Regions from separate parts of the Mus musculus genome. Here region 1 is linked to region 2. Evidence: chromatin loops called from intact Hi-C (ENCODE). Cell type or tissue: left cerebral cortex. All regions are shown on one strand. Each heading gives the region's core, and the rest is flanking DNA. Links, peaks and the distances in the headings are about the cores only.

Region 1 (5,390 bases), core at 93-5,092, 730 kb after region 2:
GGTGTAGGGTAGCACTGACTGGTGATTGCAGTTTAAGGATTTGGGAGAAGGGTTACAAGTGCCTATGACATGCTTGTGGCAGGAACATCTCTCTGCCCCTGTGTTTCCTTTACACTGCAAATGTGCCGGTAGCCACACTAACACATGAGTGATGAAAATGCAGACTTCTCTATGAGCATATAGTGCTGATGTGAAATATATGCATTACAGTATAATTAGGTAGGATTATCTGCCTGATGGAAATGGGCAGAATGAACAACAAATTTTGTAGCTATTCCTACTTTATTTCAAAATATTTAAAATATTTAAAATTAGAATATGTATTATAAATAAAAATGCAAAACATTTTAAGTACAAGATGAAACTGTCCAACTTCTTAAAATAATAATTAAGATGTGTAGCACAGCCATATCATTGTCAATAATAACACCGTAAGATACAATATGAGTAATTAAGAATTGTGTTCTGGTTAGTTTGTAGCATAAAATTTTGATGAGAAAAAAAAGATGACAGAAGAGGAAAAATTATGCAATTATCAGAAGAGAAAACATCCAATTAAAATCTATTGTAGCAGAAAGTATTTTAATTAGGATTAAACTATCTACTTTTTTAGGTTAAAATAAATCTCCAATGGTATGGACAAATCTTTTAATACATTCTTTTTCTCATTCACTGCCTTTTAATATTTGTACTTTAGTTTCTCATGTACATTTTATCAAATATCCCTTAGGTGTGTGAAGTATAGATTTCCTACTACCTTGATATTTATCCATCAGGTTTTTAATCTCTATTAACCTATGACATCATTCATTGTATCAAGCAATATTCAGTATTCCTGAATATTACAGTAGTCCATTTGTCAACCTTTCCCATTACTGAGTCCTTGTGTACAACAATCAACTCTACTTATTTTGTTCCTAGTGCCTGATAGAAATACTAGATGGAGAAGAGCCAGTGGCCCTTGGAGGATGTGAAAAGTCACTAAAAACTTGTTTTCAGAGTCAGGGGTGGCAAGGAGTAATACATGGATTGTTATTGAAATTTTATTTCTAGAGACAATTGGAGAATGACTGCATTTGATAGAAGACCATGAATGGTAGATGCATGGTGGTGCCGAGCAAAACACTGAGCATTGGTGGTGACCTAAGGGTGCATTCTAAAGAGAGCAAAGAGATGGCTGGGTTGTAGTGCAGAGTGGGGCCTGTGCACGGAAGTCTTAATACAGAAGGCAAGTTAAAGATTATGGGAGACCAGTCAGAATACTTAGAGAAAACGAAGTTCTAAGGGATGGAGCTGGAAGGAAGGGCAATTTTGAGTCTTACTTAAGCAATTTGGAAAATGCTTAGTAAGAAAGAAATGACCTTGTGAATGATTTAACATAATGGCATATGGGTTTTCAAAAATGATGTCCAGATTTTATTATGGAATTTGCTATACTTGTTGCTTTGATGCTCAAAGATAAGAAGGGAAGAAAGGAATAATACAGACCACATGCATAAACAGTAATCTTCCGCCTGTGCAAACCTGAGGTTATTTTTATATTCAACCTGATTTGTATTCATTTAGGTTCTATATGCACCAAAATGGAACACAGTAGTGAAAAGCTCCTTTCTTCAATTCATTTTTCATTTGATTATTAGAATGTGGAAAAATACATGTGATATGAAGCAAAATTCAGAAATGTTCTGTCAGTTTTCTTACTCAGCAGTATCTTAGTGTGCTCTGCATTGTATTTTTGAGGTGTTATTTTGCTTGGTAAAGGATGTGTCCTTTGAGTGTGTGATTCTCAGCTGCCTGCACTTCGCTCATCATTGCCCGTTCTGTTCATTCATTTTACCTCCATCCTTGCTGGAACTTAATATTCTGCACAGGAAAAACTGAAATATTAGCAAAAGCGAAAAGAACACTAAATGAAAAGAATTAGGTACTTCTTGACACTAAAAAGGAACACCGAAATAAAAAGTATGACTTCCTTAGTTTTTCCTTCATTTTACTATTTGTTTAGTAAAATGGGACACAATTGTGTACATTTTGCATAATAAACATTTGTCCTTTGGGGAAGAGCCTGTCTTCTCCGTTAGAAGCTGTATGATCCTGGTAGATTCTTCATCTAAGTTTTAGTTACATCACTCAACATTTCAAAATGAGTAAGTACTAAAGCTAATTCTTAGAGCTGCTTCAATTACATGTGTATATATCTATTTATTGTCTTACATGAAAATCAGCAGGGCATTATACTGGAGAAACTCTGCTTTGCCTAGTTCCGTCATTACTGCCTTATTTCCTGCCTCTAACCAGAGTCTTTAGCGTCCTCTGTTAGAGCAGTCCATATAAACTAGATTGACAAGGTTTCATTCTTGGTTGTGTAAAACGAGTTCCCAGGAAGAAGCACTAAGCATGCTTCTACAGAGATAAAACATATCCTGAACTGTAAGATACATACTAAAAAACGATTTAAGAAAAAAAATCGACACCATGCTGTGACACAGCGAGAGAAAGGACAGAAAATGTGTGTGTTCTGGCTTTTAAAGTTCAATACACTTTAAAGAGCTGTGTAAATGACTAGCTTGTAGTTTGCCAAGAGAAACCCAGCTAGGCGAAACACTGTCAGAGCTCCCCCTGATGGAGGTAATGAGGAAGGAAGGCAGTTTGGTCCTCAGGTTCTCCTAAAATCTGAATAAAGAGTAAATAGTAAAAGCTTAACAGCTTCACCATTCACAGTCGGTGCAATGGTTCCCAACAAGACAAACTTTTTTTGACACTGGAAAAAATAACTCCAATTATACCATTGAGAAAAGGTGCTGTTTCCCTCTGATGGTAAAGCCACACTTTTAATAGGAACAGAGCTGGAAAAAATAAAATAAAATAAAATAAAGAATGGGACTTAACATAATTGTGGACATTTTTTTCCCAATTCAGTTAGCCTGAGGCAACTGATAAATAAAACATTCTTTTGCAAAGAATAAGAGGATGATATTTTAACTGGTCTGTCAAATTCATTGTGGGCTCATAATCCTATCCAACTTTGGGTATAATGTATCCTACACACCTTTACATGGTGTTCTGTTAGGAAGGGGAGGCTAGCAATTAAGTGAAGATATTGAACAAATAGAGCCATTAGTGTTGGCTGTGAATAGAATGGAATAGCAACATTTTCAGCTTAGATGTCTGATTATTTAGACACATTTGGATCTGTGCTTCTCTTTTGAAGAAGAAAAGTCATCTTGAAATATGTCCTAAAATAAATAGAAGAAAAATAAAAATATTTCCTTGGAATGTTTCTAAATGATTTCTGCTGTAAGATATACATCTTACAGCAAAAGGACACTTTAAAAAGGGAGCATTTGTAGTTTGTGTGTGAAAAAAGAAACAATTTACTCAAACTAGCATACAAATTACTGGGGTTTTTGTAATGTTTAAATATTCAAGGGAAGAAAGTTGGTTCCCAAGAGGAAACCAAAGGAGTACTATAATTTAGGAGACAGGACTTCATCAGGGACTATGGAATGTTGCACAGAGTTAATCCATTTCTTAGCTGTAAGTAACCTTGAAAAGGATTCATTGTCTCATTGGTACTAACTCAGGATGAGGAGGTTTTCCTCAAAGGGAGAAAACAACTACATACACAAAATTGAGACAGTAAGTGTTCTTTTTTTTTTATGAGATACTTTCTTCATTTACATTTGAAATGCTATCCCCAAAGTCCCCTATACCCTCCACCATGCCTGTACCCCAACCCACCCACTCTTGCTTCCTGGTCCTGCAACTCCCCCTGGACTGGGGCATATGATCTTCCGAAGACCAAGGGCCTCTCCTCCAATTGATGGCCTACTAGGCTATCCTCTGCTATATATGTAACTAGGGACACAGGTCTGGGGGTACTGGTTAGTTCATATTATTGTTCCTCCTATAGGGTTGCAGACCCCTTTAGCTCCTTGGGTACTTTCTCTAGCTCCTTCATTTGGGGCCCTGTGTTCCACCCAATAGATGACTGTGAGCACCCACTTCTGTATTTGCCAGGCACTGGCATAAGCCTCACAAGAGAGAGCTTTATCAGGGTCCTGTCAGCAAAATTTTTCTGACATGTGCAATAGTGTCCGGGTTTGGTGGTTGTTTATGGAATGGATCCCTAGGTGGGGCAGTCTCTGGATGGTCCTTCCTTCCATCTCAGCTCCAAACACTGTCTCTGTAACTCCTTCCATGGGTATTTTGTTCCCCACTCTAAAAAGGAAAAAGACCACTTTGGTCTTCCTTCTTCTTGAGTTTCATGTGTTTTGCAAATTGTATCTTGGGTATTCTAAGTTTCTGGACTAATATCCACTTACCAGTGAGTGCATATCATGTGTGTTCTTATGTGATTCGGTTACCTCACTCATAATGATAGCCTCCAGATTCACCTCTTTGACTAAGAATTTCATAAATTCCTTGTTTTTAATAGCTGAGTAGTACTCCATTGTGTAAATGTACCACATTTTCTGTATCCATTTCTTTGTTGAGGGACATCTGGATTCTTTCCACCTTCTGGCTTTTATAAATAAGGCTGCTATGAACATAGTGGAGCATGAGCCCATATATCCAGTTGGAACATCTTCGGGGTATATGCCCAGGAGAGGTATTGCTGGATCTTCGAGTAGTACTATGTCCAATTTTCTGAGGAACTTCCAGAGTGGTTGTACAAGCCTGCAATCCCACCAGCAATGGAGGAGTGTTCCTCTTTCTCCACATCCTCGCCTGCATCTGCTGTCACCTGAATTTTTTATCTTAGCCATTCTGACTGGTGTAAGGTGGAATCTCAGGGTTGTTTTGATTTGCATTTCCCTGATGATTAAGGATGTTGAGCATTTTTTCAGGTGCTTCTCAGCGATTTGGTATTCCTCAGTCGAGAATTCTTTGTTTAGCTCTGTACCCCATTTTTAATAGGTTTATTTGATTTTTTTGTAGTCCACACTCTTGAGTTCTTTATATAGATTGGATATTAGTCCCCTATTATATTTAGGATTGGTAAAGATAGTTTCCCAATCTGTTTGTGGCCTTTTTTGTCTTATTGACAGTGTCTTTTGCCTTATTGCTTTGCAATTTTAAGAGGTCCCATTTGTCAATTCTCAATCTTACAGCACAAGCCATTGTTGTTCTGTTCAGGAATTTTTCCCCTATGCCCCTACCTTCAAGTCTCTTCCCCACTTTCTCCTCTATAAGTTTCAGTGTCTCTGGTTTTATGTGGAGTTCCTTGATCTACTTAGACTTGAGCTTTGTACAAGGAGATAAGAATGGATCAATTTGCATTCTTCTACATGATAACCTCCAGTTGAGCCAGCACCACTTGTTGAAAATGCTGTCTTTTTTCCACTGGATGGTTTTAGCTCCTTTGTCAAAGATCAAGTGACCATAGG
Region 2 (5,390 bases), core at 147-5,146:
CCCTAATGCATTTTAGGTACTGACAGACACGGAAAAAAATCTATTAATAATGCTAGCAAGTTGACAAGGAAATCAAGATCTCTGAAAGCACTAAGAGGATTTCTTTTAATATGTTATGCACCCTTTTCCATGTACAGTTGTAGATGTTATCATTTCCTTAAAATGACCTCGGCTTATCAAGACCCAGGCAACTGGCATTTCTTAGTATAAAGCATTTGCCTAGTGTGAACAGGGCCTTGGGTTTGAACCTCAGCAAGGCAAGGGTATGTGAGGATTTAGAAAGAGATATAAGTAGAACCTTTAATGAGGCTGTTAGTTTAAATAGCCATTTATTTTTTATTTTTACCAAGAAATGAGAAAAAATATTTTCTATAAGGATTTCTACAAGAATACCCAATCACTTTGAAGGTATATTTTCAGAATTTATTTATTTAATTACCAAAGTAAAGTCTTTCTTTGTATATTGGCCTGGCAGGGAACTATGTATGTACTTCATTTATGCCTCACTTCCTACCTCAGATTTCTGAATGCTGGAAATACAGGCATGAACTACATATGACAACAAACTCTGAAAATTTCCTTCAATGAGTGCCTATAGCTTGTAGTACACACTGCTAGTCTACTTTGCAAAATTATAGAAACTGTTGAGACTACACTTTTGAACTTTGAAATAAGATTATGCATGTTAAACCCAAACCATGCCATTTGTTAAGCCTTTGAGCTCCTAAAGGCATTCTTCTGATTTTCTAGAAATAGCTTATCACAAATAAGAAGCATGGATGTAGTTTGATATGATTTTCTATAATTCTGATTGTAGAATCCATGGGGTTATCTATTAGTTCAGAACAAGTTCACGTGTTTTTCTGTCATGTCTCCCTGAATAAGCTATCAAAATTGAATGTGTGTTGGCTACAGAGATAGTTCAGAGGCTGAAAACCCTTGCTGCTATTGTAGAAAACCTAACCTTGGTTCCCAGCACCTGTTCTGGAAGGTACACTGTCTCCTGTAACAATAGTTCCAAAGCATCAGATGTCTTTTTTGAGCTTCTGACTATCCTGCACTCACATTTGTCCAAATAAACATACACACAGAGAGACATATTCAGTTTTTAAAATTGAATGCTACCCATCTTCTTGATAATCATGTTACACTTCCCAAGCTTCAACAGCTGAACAAACTGTAAAACTGTTAAAATTTAGAAATAAAAAGAAAGATACAGGGTTTACATACAAATTAAAATACAGAGGTGAATTATGACCTCTTGTCTACTAAGCCATATATGTTTCCTTGGAAACAAGAACATCAAATTTCCCCAGCAGTCCCTGTTGTGAATTATTTTAGAGAGCAGCAGGAGCCTCTTTTATGCTCCAGGGCATAGTGGCTGATTCTCTAGGCAACAGTTTGGATCTTGTGGAAGATACTTTCTTTATGTCAACTAATTAATCCTTTTCTGTGGGATTTAGGGGCAGAGATTATGAAGATCATATGCACATCTCTAAGGCCTGAATCGTAAGGTTAAGTATACAAAATTCAGTCATTTGCAGCAGAAGTGATCTTCTATATCTTAAATAGGAAACCTGTAGCCAAATGGACAGGGAAAAAAAACTTGTCATTTATAATCTCTTTACTGAGAAGATTAGTGCCAATAATAAAGAAATTTCTAAATTTATCTATAATCTCATATTTAAAAGGGATTTAAGATATGCCCTTTGGGTGGTTAGTGTTTTAAGAATAACATAGTATAATTTGGTCTCCATGGTTATATCCAACTACATTTGCAATATGAAAATAAGGTTAATAAATGAAAATAAGGTTTATGATATTTATTGTTAAATCTGTACTGTGATCTTATGCTTGAGCAAATCACTGTTAAAGTAATAAACATATGAATAGTCTATGAAAGGACATGTGAGTGTGTAAAAGATTCAGAGTCAGTATTTTATGAGAAAGAAATTTAAGCTGAAGGAAAAGAATTAGCTTTCATGGGGTGGTATTTAATGCTTGTTCTTGTTTGTAGAAGCAATTTAATGGATAGGTCCAGTAAAATCAATACCTCTCTAGGCCACTAGTGTCTCCACTGTACCCCATATATATCTAGCTTCTTGGTGTTTTTGCTTTTGTTGGGTTTTATGGTCTGCTCCAGTGTTCTTCTAATAGTGCTTCCTTGCTTAACAAAAGCTCTATTGGCTTCCAGTCACTGGCAGTGTGACAAAATCATCTAAGACTAAACTGAATTTTCAGATTAAAATCTATCAACGTAAATATAGTGTCATGATGAAGTTTCCTTCTGTTTCTTTAGCTCTACTGCATAAAATAATCTTGAAAGAAAACTTCATGATGGGGGGAAATATATTATCTCTACAGGGTCTTTACAGAATTTGTATTTTAATCCACTGAAAGGGGAAGGCAGTTCCTTCCCTTTCTGCCTTACTGAAAATCCTAGTGATAGGTTTATGTCTCTGCCAGTGAAAATAAACCAGTTCAAGCCAGATTAGATTATACTAAAGGTCAGTTTATTGGGAAACTGTTCTTGGGAGAGTTCATTGGCCCCAAGGATTGAGGCCAGGGGAGTTGCCATGCATGGATGGGGTGTGGGGGCAACACATGCACAGAGAAAGAAAAAGGAGGAGAAGAAGAAGAGGGAGAGAGGGAGGGAGGAAAGACAGACAGACAGACAGACAGACAGACAGAGAGCAGAAAATGTCTGGATTATATAGTGAGGAACCTCTGGGGGAAGAGGACTAAGGGATGTTGGGAGAACTTAGAGTCCAGGTCTGCTTTTTTATGTAAAATATGCACCTCAGTCCCTTGTTCAGGGTCAGAAATCAAACACCTAGGAATTTTGGTCATTACATCTATGAAAATAATACCCATGGAACTGTCTTTTTGTTTGTTTGTTTGTTTTATTGGTAGGTTTTCTATTATTGGTTGTGTTTGTTTTTAGACACAACAGTAAAGCTTATAGTTGCATATACAAATCTTATGCTTATAACTACATGAAAATAGAAACAGAAAAGGTGGCATCTTCTAGATTTATTGACTCTCAGGACTGAAATAATTGGGATTTGGAAATTACACTGAGTTGTTAAAATGAGAACTTCGATGCAGCTTTAAAGCAAACAAAAGGACATCCACACAGGTGGTTTTATTGCACTGGTTTGAGCAGTGAACTGTGTAATTTGTTTCCCTGCCAACAATATTTCATTTGGTTATGCTGGCCAAGAGAAGAATCCGGCACAGTCCTTTTCCTCAGCCAGCTGTATTTGAAATGTGCTGGGTGTCTTTAATATGAAACGTGGCTTTCCTCTGAAACCCATGGAACTGAACTGTGCAGTTGCCTCACTTTTATAATCTGTGGGATTTTAAATGCTCTGAGCTACTACTGCCTAGGCTAATAGAAAATATTTCTGAAAGTTGTGTGCTTCAGTATGATTGCTGATACTGAAACTGGATAGGCTGCTGTATCAGTATGAACAGAATTTTAAGATCTGTAGTCTTTCTACAAATAACTACTTCTTTAGTTCTCTCCCACTCTGCCCCATTATTTACATTATAGTTACAACCAAAATGAAGTTGGCATTCTGCTTTCAATGTGACATGCAGTTTTGTCTCTCATCTTCATTTCTTTTCTTTTTAATGTGATGAAATTTCCTAACAAAATCAACTCGAAGAGACTGGGCATATTTAATCTTCAGTTCAAGGATAGTGGTCTCTACACGTTCTCTAGCTGCTTCTTCTGAAAAACTCATACACAGTTTTGAAACCTATGGATGCTCCTTATAACCCGATGCCTCTCTCTCTATTGTCTCATTAACCTTCCTGCCTGTGAACCCTTCCTACTATATTTAATTCACTCTAGTATCATTAGTCCTTGGATAGTGGTCAGATATCAAAGCATCTAGATTGTCTTCTCAAAGACATTTTACAGCAAAACATTTGTCCTTATTTTATTATGAAGAAATTAATTTTGTATCTTTCTTTCTTTAGAAAAATTATTTTGAAAATTATAAACATTGTGAGTCCATTTTCTGTCTCTCCCCAATAACCTCTCCTTATTCTTATCTTCTGTCAAGCAAGAAAACAGACTCACTTCCAAATAAACAGCCTAGCATAAATAAAGTGTATAACATATATTTTCTCAAATGGATGCGATAGATTTAGGGATTAAAGGAATGTTCTACTCAGTTCAAAGAGAAATGTTAAAGAAATGTTGAAAAGTAGTAGGCTTACAAGTTTGATATCTGCTAAAAATTGTTGTCTTTGTATATCTGACATGGACTCTATTTTTAAAATATGTTCTTAGTCTGCAATATTTCATGTTCCTTTTAATTCTCAGGTTAAGTTTTTTCCCCCCTTGGGAAATCTTACATTCTCTTAATGCTTCATACCTTTCTCTTGCTCTTAAAATGCACTGTGCATTAATACCTCCAGTGCAGTTCCCAACACAAACTGTTGTGATTGTTCACTCATGAGTGTCCTGTTATTCAGTGTTACTCAAAAGCAGCCTTCTTGTCTTTCTCCCTTATTCTCTTCCTAGCCATTGTTTAGGATAATTTTTTAAATTGGCTCTTAGCTATACTAGTTTCATTGTGCTGTCCTTAGGAACTATTTCAGAAATATATTCCATGGATGATAATGAGGATTCAGAATTAAAGCACACACACACACACACACACACACACACACACACACACACACACACACACACACAGAGAGAGAGAGAGAGAGAGAGAGAGAGAGAGAGAGAGAGAGAGAGAGAATAAAAAATAAACATTTAGTAAATAATTACCTTCTTGAACAACAATGATATAGTGAATCCAAGGAGAGCCAATTTGATTTCCCCAGCATAGGTGCATGAATCCTGGAGACGTAGGCTTTTATCACTGATTTTGATAATCTGAAACAGTATGTTGAGCATCTTGTAACGCTCAGTTTTCTCATCTGTAGAAGTTTTTCATAAAGTTTGGTGGTGTTTCTTTTGGGTATTAGTGGTCTATGGACATATATCTCTGGTAGGGCCATCTAGTTCAATCACAATAGCAGCTATTCATTCAAAGATCCCCACTGAGTTGACTGTCAAAGAAAGTCTGTTGATTTTTCTGCCATTTTGCTAATCTTTGCCCTGGGCTATCCAACGTAGAGATATCCTTGGATGTTTGATCTTCAGAAAACATTTCTTTCTACCCATAGAGTGGTCCAATTCAGTGTTTTCATCACATTTTTATTTACAGCCATCAGTTTTGTTTCACTGAGAGCATTAAAAAATTAACAAAATTTCAAAACTCTTTCCTTGTAGCTGGAAACTTCTGGAAGCTTCAAAAATTTTTTTTTAAAGTTGTACTTTGGTTAGAACTGATTCTCATTTATGAAGAACTACTGATTTTGAAACA

Evidence for each region. Hi-C counts contacts between places; a loop is a spot of excess contacts. Peaks named below come from ENCODE experiments on the same cell type or tissue, not always from the same donor. Only the 100,000 strongest peaks of a DNase experiment are listed, where the experiment ranks them.
Region 1: it touches region 2 in a loop (5-fold over the local background); 2 of 42 quality-filtered maps call a loop at or near these places.

Annotation. Positions count from the first base shown.
Region 1 is chr11:42,065,405-42,070,794 of GRCm38, forward strand. No RefSeq gene overlaps it. Among named protein-coding and RNA genes, the nearest start is that of Gabrg2, 67 kb to the left of the region's middle. In left cerebral cortex, for the core only: a CTCF peak has its summit at 2,621; a DNase peak (open chromatin) is centred at 2,614.
Region 2 is chr11:41,334,138-41,339,527 of GRCm38, forward strand. No RefSeq gene overlaps it. Among named protein-coding and RNA genes, the nearest start is that of A230004M16Rik, 370 kb to the right of the region's middle. In left cerebral cortex, for the core only: a CTCF peak has its summit at 2,046; a DNase peak (open chromatin) is centred at 3,322.